Linked DNA regions of Homo sapiens: region 2 is linked to region 1. Evidence: read pairs that join two places in POLR2A ChIA-PET (ENCODE). Cell type or tissue: CD4-positive, alpha-beta T cell. All regions are shown on one strand. Each heading gives the region's core, and the rest is flanking DNA. Links, peaks and the distances in the headings are about the cores only. Region 1 overlaps SMCHD1 (structural maintenance of chromosomes flexible hinge domain containing 1). Region 2 has its middle 8.7 kb from the start of SMCHD1.

Region 1 (5,387 bases), core at 1-5,000:
TCTTAACGCACCTATGAGTCAAAAATTAAAAGTATCTTAATTACACCCAAAAATTTGCTGAATCTGCCAAATCTTCCCATTGCATTTTAATATCTCGTGACCTTTTACATATTGGAAATGTAAGACAAAAGAAAAGCACACTTTTTGGTATTAGAAAAATAAACAAACATACCAATAGGGGTTCCAGCAGGCCTAACCTCATTAGGCAATAATTCATCTCCTTCAGGCCAAGTTACTGACAATCTATCAGGGAGCCTGTTATGAAACCAGCATATTAATGTTCCACAAACTTTGTTAATTATGATCTTAATTAAAAAGATACGAGTTATTAGAAACTTAAATATTTATTGCTGATATATTTTAAAAGGTTAAATCTGGAATTCTTTACGATTAATCATCTAAAAATTTTTTTCCTCCCTAACCATTCCTGTGGCTACTGAAAAAAAAGAAGAAGAAAAAAAAAAACCTTTTGGAATTAAAAGCCAGAAACTGTCAAATTTTTGTTGATTTTTTTTTTCTACTTGTTTATAGTACAAATTACCTTTAGAAGACAGGATAACCCCTAAGAATCAAAATTCAGTAAGAATCAAAATGATTGCATCATTAGCTATACAAGAAGAAAAGCCACTTTCTACTTCCTTCTTCTTCTTTATAACTCACTGATAAGGTTTGGCTCTGTGTCCCCATCCGAATCTCATCTCGAATTCTAATCCCCAGGTGTCAAGGGAGGGACCTGGTGGGCGGTGATTGGATCACAGGAATGGTTTCCCCCATGCTGTTCTCTTGATAGTGAGTTCTCACGAGAGCTGATGATTTTTAAAGTGTTTGACAGTTCCCCCTTCCCTCTCTCTCTCTTCTGCCGCCCATGTAAGACATGGCTTGCTTCCCCTTCGCCTTATGCCATGATTATAAGTTTCCTGAGGCCTCCCCAGCCATGCACGACTGAGTCAATTAAACCTCCTTGCTTTATAAATTACCCAGTCTCAGGTAGTATCTTTATAGCAGTGTGAAAACGAACTAATACACTCATCTTTACCTCTCAGCAGGTATTGTAATATCCTAGTTGTAGGCCAAACTGAGTTTTTTTAAAACATGTTAATCATAGTGCCTATAAAAGTGACACTTTAGATATATAAGATTTCCTTCTTTGTCTACAAAACAAATGCAGAATTCTGTTTGTATAACTAGACCTCTTAATTTTTTTCAACAAGAAGTTCATCTCAATAGGTACAATATCTAAGACTACAAATGCCCTAACAGCAGAGTAAATGACATACTCAGAATACTTACAGCACAATTCTTTCCAATTTTTCTTATTTTTGTCATGCATCTTGAAGTGTGACTTACCTTGCCATTTCATCTTCTACATATTTTTTAACAGCTTTCTCAGCAACTGTCCTATCCAGCTTTGCAATTGGCACAGTTCTTACTTCATCATATAGTGCCTGAGGTTCCTGAATAAATACATTTACCAACATTTCAAAGAAAACTATTTAAATCTAGCTGTAATAAAAACAAACACCCATTTGTTTCTTCCAAAGAAATATATTTTATCCTAATTAAGTACATAAATAACAGTAGCTATTCTTACGTTACACCACAATGTTTGTTTATATTTTTTATATAACCTCTGTAGTCCTAACATATCAAACATTAACAAGAAAGCATGGTATAGGGAAAAAACCCACTCCAGTTTTGTAGTTACTCATTGCTGAGATAGAATTCTGGCTCCAATGTTTACTAGTTAGTGGGCCCTAGAGGAAATATGACTTTATAAAATTAATTTGGTAACTAGTTATAATGTATATATGTTTACAAAAACTGAGCATATGATGTTAAATTGTATAGATTATTAAAAACATCAACTTATGACACATAAAAATCCACACAAAAACTACAACCACTTTATCCAATGGAAAACTAGTCACTAGCGAAATATACTGTATCTTAACAATTATGCAAAAGTGTTATCAAGAAACTTTCAGTATGTTTTATCACTTGCTGTCTTACCATTGCAATTTGAACCTCTCCTCCTGTAGCATATACTTCTCCATCATGATCGCCATAAAGAAAAAATCTTACTATGCTTCCATAAAAGAGGGGAAGTGTCTTGATTGTCTTGACCTAATATTTAGTTTTTAAAAAAAAAAAAAGCTTCAGTATTAAGATTTACGAAGAGAAAAAGGCTTAATAATAATTTTACAGAACTTCTTTATTACAAAGAAAAAAACCTTGGTAACTATCATTAGAAAAACTAATGAAAACAGCATTCTAATATTAAAATAAAATTGTATTTTTGAAGTTCTGTACTTAACAAATAGTTGTAAAAATATGGCAGCTTCTTTATACAAATGTGTTAGAATTAAGCATGTGTCTTACAAGTCCAGAATTCCTTCAAATTCAGTCATAATGAATGCCAACATATCTGAAACCTTTTTTCCCCATAAAATTCTGCTCTCAGATGATGAACAGCAATTTATAAACTTTGACAAGTTAATATTATTTTTCAAATACATCAGCTCAAAACTTGCCTATCATATTTCTTCTCCTTACTTGGTTTAAAAAATCTAAGGGAAATTTCCACTACTCCAATTCAGAAATTCCCAACAAGGACTATAAGAGTTTATCCCAACCTACCTTGCCTGCCCCATTTCTAAACTATTTCTCTTCACACATACAATAGGCAGCAGGACAACCCAACTCTTACTACTTGCTGTTTTTCTGCACTTAACCTACGCACATCTCTATGCTCAGATTACCTTCTAGAAAGCACTTTACTCCATTACCACTAAGCATTTGACTAAACTGATCACTCCTTTCTTCTTGTAACTCTTCACTTGGCTCTAGGGATGTCACATTCTGCTAGTTTCCTTCTGTCTCACCAGCTTATCCCTGTCAGTCTCCTCTGCCAGCTCCTCCTTTTCATTCTAACCACTAAATGTTGGGAAAGCTCCAGGCTCAATCCTTTTACCTCTTTAGCTATACTCACCAAGTATAGATGATCTCATCCAATTCTATAGCTTTAAATATATGATGGTATCTCTCATTTATGGAGAGAACAGAGAGCCTTCTACCTTGTAATTATCTGTGTAAACCTGAGCCTCTACCCCTTTCAAGGTCCACACAAATGTTACTTCTTTTCCAAAGTATTTAACGATCTGCTCTGTTCTTCCAGCCCACACGACCAACCAAAGTAAAAAAAAAAAAAAAAAATCCTCTCCTCTTCTCTCCTTCTAACCTGCCAAAACACTATTAATCCTTTCTTTCCATTGCATTGATCCACTTCTTACCTATTATTTATGCTTACACTATCCCCATTGCTAGGATATAATATCACCAAGAGCAAAGCACATCTCCTATATCTCTGAATTCTCCACCACACAGTCAAAAGGTGCAGTAACTTACTATGTCAGCAGATGCTCAACAAAAAAATACTTAAAAATCATTACTTAACGCATTACATTAAAAACAAACAAACAAACAAAAAACACTGAGATCTCCATGTGAGTAAAGTTTAGTTTAGGAAACCATAAAAACCTTGTTAATTGAGCCTCTGGCAATAGTTTTTTTAATGCTATAATAAATTATGGAATTTAAAATCAGTTTGTCCTTTTCATTCTTACCTAGCTCCTGAGGAGCCAATATTTGCATTATTTGTTGTTACTGTTGTTAAATTTTAATACATCTAATTTAGTCTCAACTTCTACTAAAAATTGAATCTAAAAATAAGTTAAATTTCCTTAGAGATGATGGAAGACACTGATGTCAAACAGGCCTGTGAAGAGTCTGAATAAATGTTCTTCATGAAATGTGAGAATGGGAAAAAAAGAAATTTTTAAAAATAGCTTATTTTCTATACATGTGATTCTGCATATGTGTTTTAAATTAAATTAAAAATTATAAGAAAAAAGTGACAATAAGTTAAACCTACCAGCTGTCCTGCTTTGTATATCTTTCCATCCCATTCTATTGCTGCATATGTTGCCCAGGGACCTTGCTTTTTAGAAGGAAGATCAGGACGTGTAATTACTCCCTTAAAAAGTGTAAATTTTATTTGTTTATCATACTTCTCATGACAGTCCTTCAGCCACAAAGCAAATTCTCTGTCAATTTTCATTCGCTGTTCCTGTAGAATTTTAAAATGTTTTATGAAATATAGCTACTAGCAAACAAATATAACCATAAACATTTGTCATTCATTTTATTTTTTTCCTTTCATATACTCCAATTCAGAAAACCTAATAAAAAATTAAATATTCTGCTGGATCCTTCCTCTGTACACATTTAGGATATTTCAAACAAATGCATTACCAAAGAAGAAAAATTTGATATTATTCTTAGAACCAAGGTATCCCTGGTCAATATCAACAATAAAACCTTCCTTTCCGCCTTTAATTCCTAGGATACACTAAAAACTGATGAACCCTTACTGCCTGGGAGGAGAACTAGCTAGCTCCACAAAAGGGATGAGTGGAGGCCTTCTAACTGTAAACCACATTCTCAATGGGACGATAAAAATCTCATTGTGTATCAAGTACTTTATAAACGTGAATACAATATACAAACAGATAGATGGTAAATCTGCAGTAGTAAAATTTCATTGGGGAAAACAATTGAGAAAAAGATGCCAAGAAAGACTCCTTATGAGGGTGATAACGAAAAAAGGTTGAGAAACACTGCTATGCAAAATGTACTTTTCTTTTTAATTTTCTCTTTTATATATAGAGCCTATCCAAAAAATAAACTCATAAAACTGAAGTGTTTTCTAATAATACTTAAGAAGATGTGTTTTTGCCAACCATTCTTCACCCTGTTGGGAGAGAATACAGAAATCTGTATTCAAGCATAAGGTGCTATACACTTGTTTGATGCCTGCCTCTAGGGCAATGAGGAGGTAAGACAATCTCCCCATTACATGCTTTCGCAGAGGACAGTCTGTAAAGTTACAGAACTCCATTCCTTCTTACGTACCTTATACCATAATATACCATTTCCAAAGGAAAGTAAGGCAAAATTAAAAATAATTTCAGCCTAAGTTTTTGATGCTTGCTGTCAAGAAGGATACTATCTTAGTTATTAATAAATTTGATTTTTTTAAAGTTATATGAATGAAAAAGGAAATATATATACATGGTAAAGACTCACAGGTCCAATATGGTATACAGTTTCTGGGAAATTGCTGCCACACTTACTCCTATAACTAGGTACCAACTCTTTCCCAAATCAGCAAATCATTGTTGTCAGTTTGCCAGCTGACATGGAGATTAAATTAGTAACTAGGAACCAGAAAGTCTGACAACCAAAATGTTAAACTACCCTTCTAAAACTCTCAGGATGGATTCACTATCAACCAAACAAATTACCAAATGCATTAATTCCAGACACTC
Region 2 (5,387 bases), core at 141-5,140, 58 kb after region 1:
ATAAAAATACCTGGAAAATAAAGGGCAAGGGCTGGGCGTGGTGGCTCACGCCTGTAATCCCAGCACTTTGGGAGGCTGAGATGGGCAGATCACAAGTTCAAGAGATTGAGAGCATCCTGACCAACATGGTGAAACCCCGTCTGTACTAAAAATACAAAAATTAGCTGGGTGTGGTGGCGTGCTCCTGTAGTCCCAGTTACTCGGGAGAATCACTTGAACCTGCGAGGCAGAGGTTGCAGTGAGCTGAGATCGTGCCACTGCATTCCAGCCTGATGACAGAGCAAGACTCCGTCTCAAAAAAAAAAAAAAAAAAAAAAGAAGGGCAAGGAAAGTGATTTTGGGGGGTTATTTTTTATTTTGCCCATTTGTGGGGAATTCTACAGGATGAAAGTGATTTTTTTAATACCTCTATCTTCTCAAATTTATTTATTTTTATTATTTCTGGAGAGAGAAAAACAATTGTAGTGACATGAATTCAGGCTTTGCCAGTTAAAATACTTTCTGTAATATAATTTGTGACTTAGAGCCCCAAATCTACCAAACTGGTAGAGAACATTTTGGAGTTCCTTCATTCCCAGTTTTTGTTTGTTTGTTTTTGTTTTTGAGAAAGAGTCTCATTCCGTCTCTCAGGCTGGAGTGCAGTGTCAGGATCTCAGCTCACTGCAGCGTCTACTTTCTGGGCTCAAACCGTCTTCCCACCTCGGCCTCCTGAGTAGCTGGGACCATGGTCGTGCACCACCATGTCCGTCTAATTTTTGTATTTTTTGTAGAGATGGGTTTTCACCATGTTGTCCAGGCTGGTCTTAAACCCCTGAGCCCAAGTGAGCCACCCACCTCAGGCTACCAAAATGCTGGGATTACAGGCATGAGCCGCTGTGCCCAGACTCATTCCCAGTTTTAACAAGTTTGATGCTTCTGGGTGGTAGGGGTAGAGGCTCATCCATGTCTACAAGGCAACCTGTTTACATCTAGTGGCTTCCTGCTGCTTTTGTGCTGTTTAGGACATAAGCGCCATTTGCAAGGGTTATTTTTAATCCCATTTGCCTATATATACATATAGCTATTTTGGGGAGGGGGGAACCAGGCCATTTTACCACCCTACAGGGAATCTCTTTTTTAATCTGGATAGAATCCTTTGCCTTTCTCTTTCTTCAAGGCACTCTATCAATGCCTATAAATCCTTTTCTTGGTCAGGTACAGTGGCTCACGCCTGTAATCCCAGCACTTTGGGAGGCTGAAGTGGGCGGATCACCCGAGGTCAGAAATTTGAGACCAGCCTGGTCAACTTGGCGAACCCCGTCTCTACTAAAAATATAAAAATTAGCCGGTTGTGGTGGCGCACACCTGTAGTCCCAGCTAGTCGAGAGGCTGAGGCAGGAGAATCGCTTGAACTAGGGAGGCAGAGGTTGCGGTGAGCCAAGATCGCGCCACTGCACTCCTGCCTGAGCGACAGAGCAAGACTCCATCTCCAAAAAAAAAAAAAAAGTTTTTTGTTACCTGTTTGATTACACGTTAATTTTGATTGTAAAGCACTGATTATTTTTCCTTCAAAAATCCACGTAGTTAGGCCGGGGCGGGCGGATAACCTGCGGTCAGGGGTTCAAGACCAGTCTGACCAACATGGAGAAACTCTGTCTCTACTAAAAACATAAAATTAGCCGGGCGTGGTGGCACATGCCTGTAATCCCAGCTACTCCGGAGGCTGAGGCAGGAGAATCGCTTGAACCCAGAAGGCGGAGGTTGCAGTGAGCCGAGATCGCACAGTTGCACTCCAGCCTGGGCAGCAGTGCGAGACTCCGTCTCAAAAAAAAAAAAAAAAAAAAATACATGTAGTTGATTTTTTCCTTACATATGAAAAATGGTACTTAGAATTTATTGAGTTCTTAAACTGCCAGTACCTCTACAAACACTTTACATTTTCTTGTTCAGTCTGTTTCTACATTTTTATATCATGAAATATTTCATGCATACAAAAGAGTATACATAATCTAAACGTCTGTGAAAAGACAAACACATCTGTCTTAAAACCATTAACTTAAATAAAAGAGCATTATTGATGCTTTTAAAGACCCCAGTAAGCCCCTTCCAAAATGACATCTCTCTACTACTGAAGTATTCTCTATTCTGAAATTTGTAGGTATTTGTTTTCCTTCTGTTTGTAATAAATTATTTAGTTTTTGAGTTTTTGAACTATGTGTACATATATACATTCTTCTGCTCATTTTTTGTTCATCATATTTGTAAGATTCAATAATGTTGATGCAAGTTACTGTAGTTCATTCTTTTTTTATTCTGTTTTATTGTTATATAGTATTTCTTGATACGAGTACACCACTGTCTTTCCATTCTCCTATCAATGAACATTTAAATTATTTCCAGGTCTTTGGTTTCTTTATTTGCTTTTACTTTTTAGAAATCAAGCTTCTATGAGTATGTGTCTGTTGTATCATGATGTTCTTATGCAATGGATATAATATTGCATAGGTTATATATGAAATGTCATAGAATATGGCTAATTTACACACTTACCTGATAATGCCAAATTATTTTCCAGCAGTATAGAAGACCTGCTGCTCCACTACCTTGTCAACATGTAGGAGTGTTTTACTTTTGAAAATGTTTGTCAATCTGGTAGATGTGAAATAGTACCTCATTGTGGTTGTAATTTGCACCTACCTCATTATAAATGAGATTGAGGTTGGGTGTGGTGGATCACACCTGTAATCTCAGCACTCAGTCGAGGCAGGCAGATCAACTGAGGCTAGGTGTTCGAGACCAGCCTAGCCAACATGGCAAAACCCCGTCTCTACTAAAAATTCAAAAAATTAGCCAGCGTTCTGGCACCTGCCTGTAATCCCAGCTACTTGGGAGGCTGAGGCACGAAAGTTGCTTTAGTCTGGGAGGCGGAAGTTGCAGTAAGCCGAGATTACACCATTGCACTCCAGCCTGGATGACAGAGCAAGACTCTGTCTCAAAAAAAAAAAAAAAAAAAAAACAGATTGAGCACCTTTTCATACGTGTATTTCCTAATTGTGTTTCCTCTTCTATGAAATGCTTATTCATGGCTTGTGCCTTTTGTTGATGTTGTTGTTGTTTGAGACGGAGTCTGGCTCTGTGCCCAGGCTGGAGTGCAGTGGTGCAATCTTGGCTCACTGCAACTTCCGCCTCCCTGGTGCAAGCGATTCTCCTGCCTCAGCCTCCCGAGGAGCTGGGACTACAGGCACGTGCCACCACGCCCAGCTAATTTTGTATTTTTAGTAGAAAAATACGGGGTTTCACCATTTTGGCCAGGATGGTTTCAATCTCTTGACCTGATGATCCGCCCGCCTCGGCCTCCCAAAGTGTTGGGATTACAGGCGTGAGTGAGCCACCACACCTGGCCTTATTTTTTTTTTACACAGGGTCTTGCTCTGTTGCCTGGGCTGGAGTGCAGTGGCACAATCAGGCTCACTGCAGCCTCAGCCTCCTGGCTCAAGGTATTCTCCCACCTTAGCCTCCCAAGTAGCTGGGGCTACAGGTGCGGGCCACCACACCTGGCTAAATGTGCTGGTTTTTTGATGAAATTACTTGATTTTTTCCTATTGATTTTTTTAAAGTTCTCCACATATTGTGGAACTCAAATTTTGTTGGTTATGTCTATATAACATCTTTTCCCAGTTTGTGATTTGTAATTTCCCTTTCTTTGTGAGACCTTTTAATGAATGGTAGTTCTCGATCTTAGTATGTTTGAACTTATCAAATTCTTTCCATTATGATTTGTACTTTTTGGTCTCTAAGAATTCCTCTAATACAAAGGCATTTTCAAATTTTATTTTATTTTATTTATTTATTTATTTTCAGACGGAGTTTCACTCTCGTAGCCCAGGCTGGAGTGCAGTTTTGCGATCTCAGCTCACTGCAACCTCCACCTCCCGCGTTCAAGCGATTCTCCTGCCTCAGCCTCCCAAGTAGCTGGGATTACAGGCACCAGCCACCACGCCCAGCTAATTTTTGTATTTTTAATAGAGATGGGGTTTCACCACGTTGGCTCGACTTGTCTGGAACTCCTGACCTCAGGTGATCCACCCACCTCAGCCTCCCAGGGTGCTGGGATTACAGTTATGAGCCACCGTACCTGGCCTCAAATTTTATTTTTGAAGTTTAAAATTTTTCTATTAAAAACACTTAATGGCCAGGCATGGTGGCTCATGCCTGTAATCCCAGCACTTTGGGAGGCCAAGGAGGGCAGATCACCTGAGATCAGGAATTCGACATCAGCCTGGCCAACATGGCGAAACCCCGTCTCTACTAAAAATACAAAAATAGCTGGTCGTGGTGGCACACGCCTGTAGTCCCAGCTAGTCAAGAGGCTGAGGCAGGAGAATCACGTGAACCTGGGAGGCAGAAGTTGCAGTGAACCGAGATCGTGCCACTGCACTCCAGCCTGGGTGACAGAGACAGACTCCGTTTAAAAAAAAAAAAACAATTAGTCCTTAAATTGTGCAAAGTTGATTTTTATGTATTATACTAAAAGGGGCTCCAACTCCTTTTTTTTTTCAAATTGTCTGATCATCATTTATTGAATAGTTTATCCTTCCCCTGCTGTATTATGTGTGACGTACTGTTACATACCAAGTTTCCATAAATGCATGCCTCTGTTCCTGGATTGTCTAGCCTGTTTGTTGGTCAATTTTTCACCCTCTCTACTAATACTACACTTCCTTAATTACTCTAGCTGTATTATATTTTGATGTCCACTGGAGCAAACCACCTCATCTTATTCCTTTTCCGGAGTGTCATGTAGTTGGTTTTGCTTTGTTTTTTTTTTTTTATGCCATTGCTGCCTTAAAGATATGTGGTTGTTTTTTAGGTATCACTTGTGATAATTTCCTCCTCTTTTTGCTCAGTGCTTTCTCACACAAGAGACACTTAGAATTATGGTCAACTGTGTTTCCATAATAGTAATACCTGAGGTTCAGTAAAAACCTGAGTACATCATAAGCTTTCTAAATTGACTAGTATTGCTTTGTAAATTGCTTACCAAATGCTTAGTTGTGGTTGGAAAGCTGCTGTTTATTTCCACATCAACCTCATTATCAGATCCCACAACCCTTGATATTTCATACTGTTCATAATTACCCTGTGCATTCTGATTCAATTACAGCGCTAATAGACCAGGTTCCCTAACAACACAGAAAGACCAACTTTTTAAATCACTCACTGCTTATAGAAAATTTTCTCCTTCTTGGCTTTTCATGGGTTTCACCCAACTGAACTAAATAGGAAAACATGATTCTGCTAATTTCACTTGCATGTATACACACATGTGGCAGAAATTTTCAAGACAAATAAAATTGGGAACTTCTCCCCTGGCCCCAGGTTCTATAAGTAAAATTGACTCTCTGGAT

What was found. Peaks named below come from ENCODE experiments on the same cell type or tissue, not always from the same donor. Only the 100,000 strongest peaks of a DNase experiment are listed, where the experiment ranks them.
Region 2: POLR2A ChIA-PET joins it to region 1 with 5 read pairs; 14 of 35 experiments call an interaction of 5 or more read pairs at or near these places.

The regions. Positions count from the first base shown.
Region 1 is chr18:2,702,431-2,707,817 of GRCh38, reverse strand. It overlaps SMCHD1 (structural maintenance of chromosomes flexible hinge domain containing 1), which reads right to left. Exons shown (of 48, transcript NM_015295.3): 13 at 3,932-4,126; 14 at 2,011-2,124; 15 at 1,348-1,454; 16 at 173-255; 17 at 1-11. Among named protein-coding and RNA genes, the nearest start is that of SMCHD1, 49 kb to the right of the region's middle. In CD4-positive, alpha-beta T cell, for the core only: no CTCF peak of the experiment used is centred there; no DNase peak of the experiment used is centred there; H3K27ac peaks cover 274 bases.
Region 2 is chr18:2,644,369-2,649,755 of GRCh38, reverse strand. No RefSeq gene overlaps it. Among named protein-coding and RNA genes, the nearest start is that of SMCHD1, 8.7 kb to the left of the region's middle. In CD4-positive, alpha-beta T cell, for the core only: no CTCF peak of the experiment used is centred there; DNase peaks (open chromatin) are centred at 3,105 and 5,055; H3K27ac peaks cover 402 bases.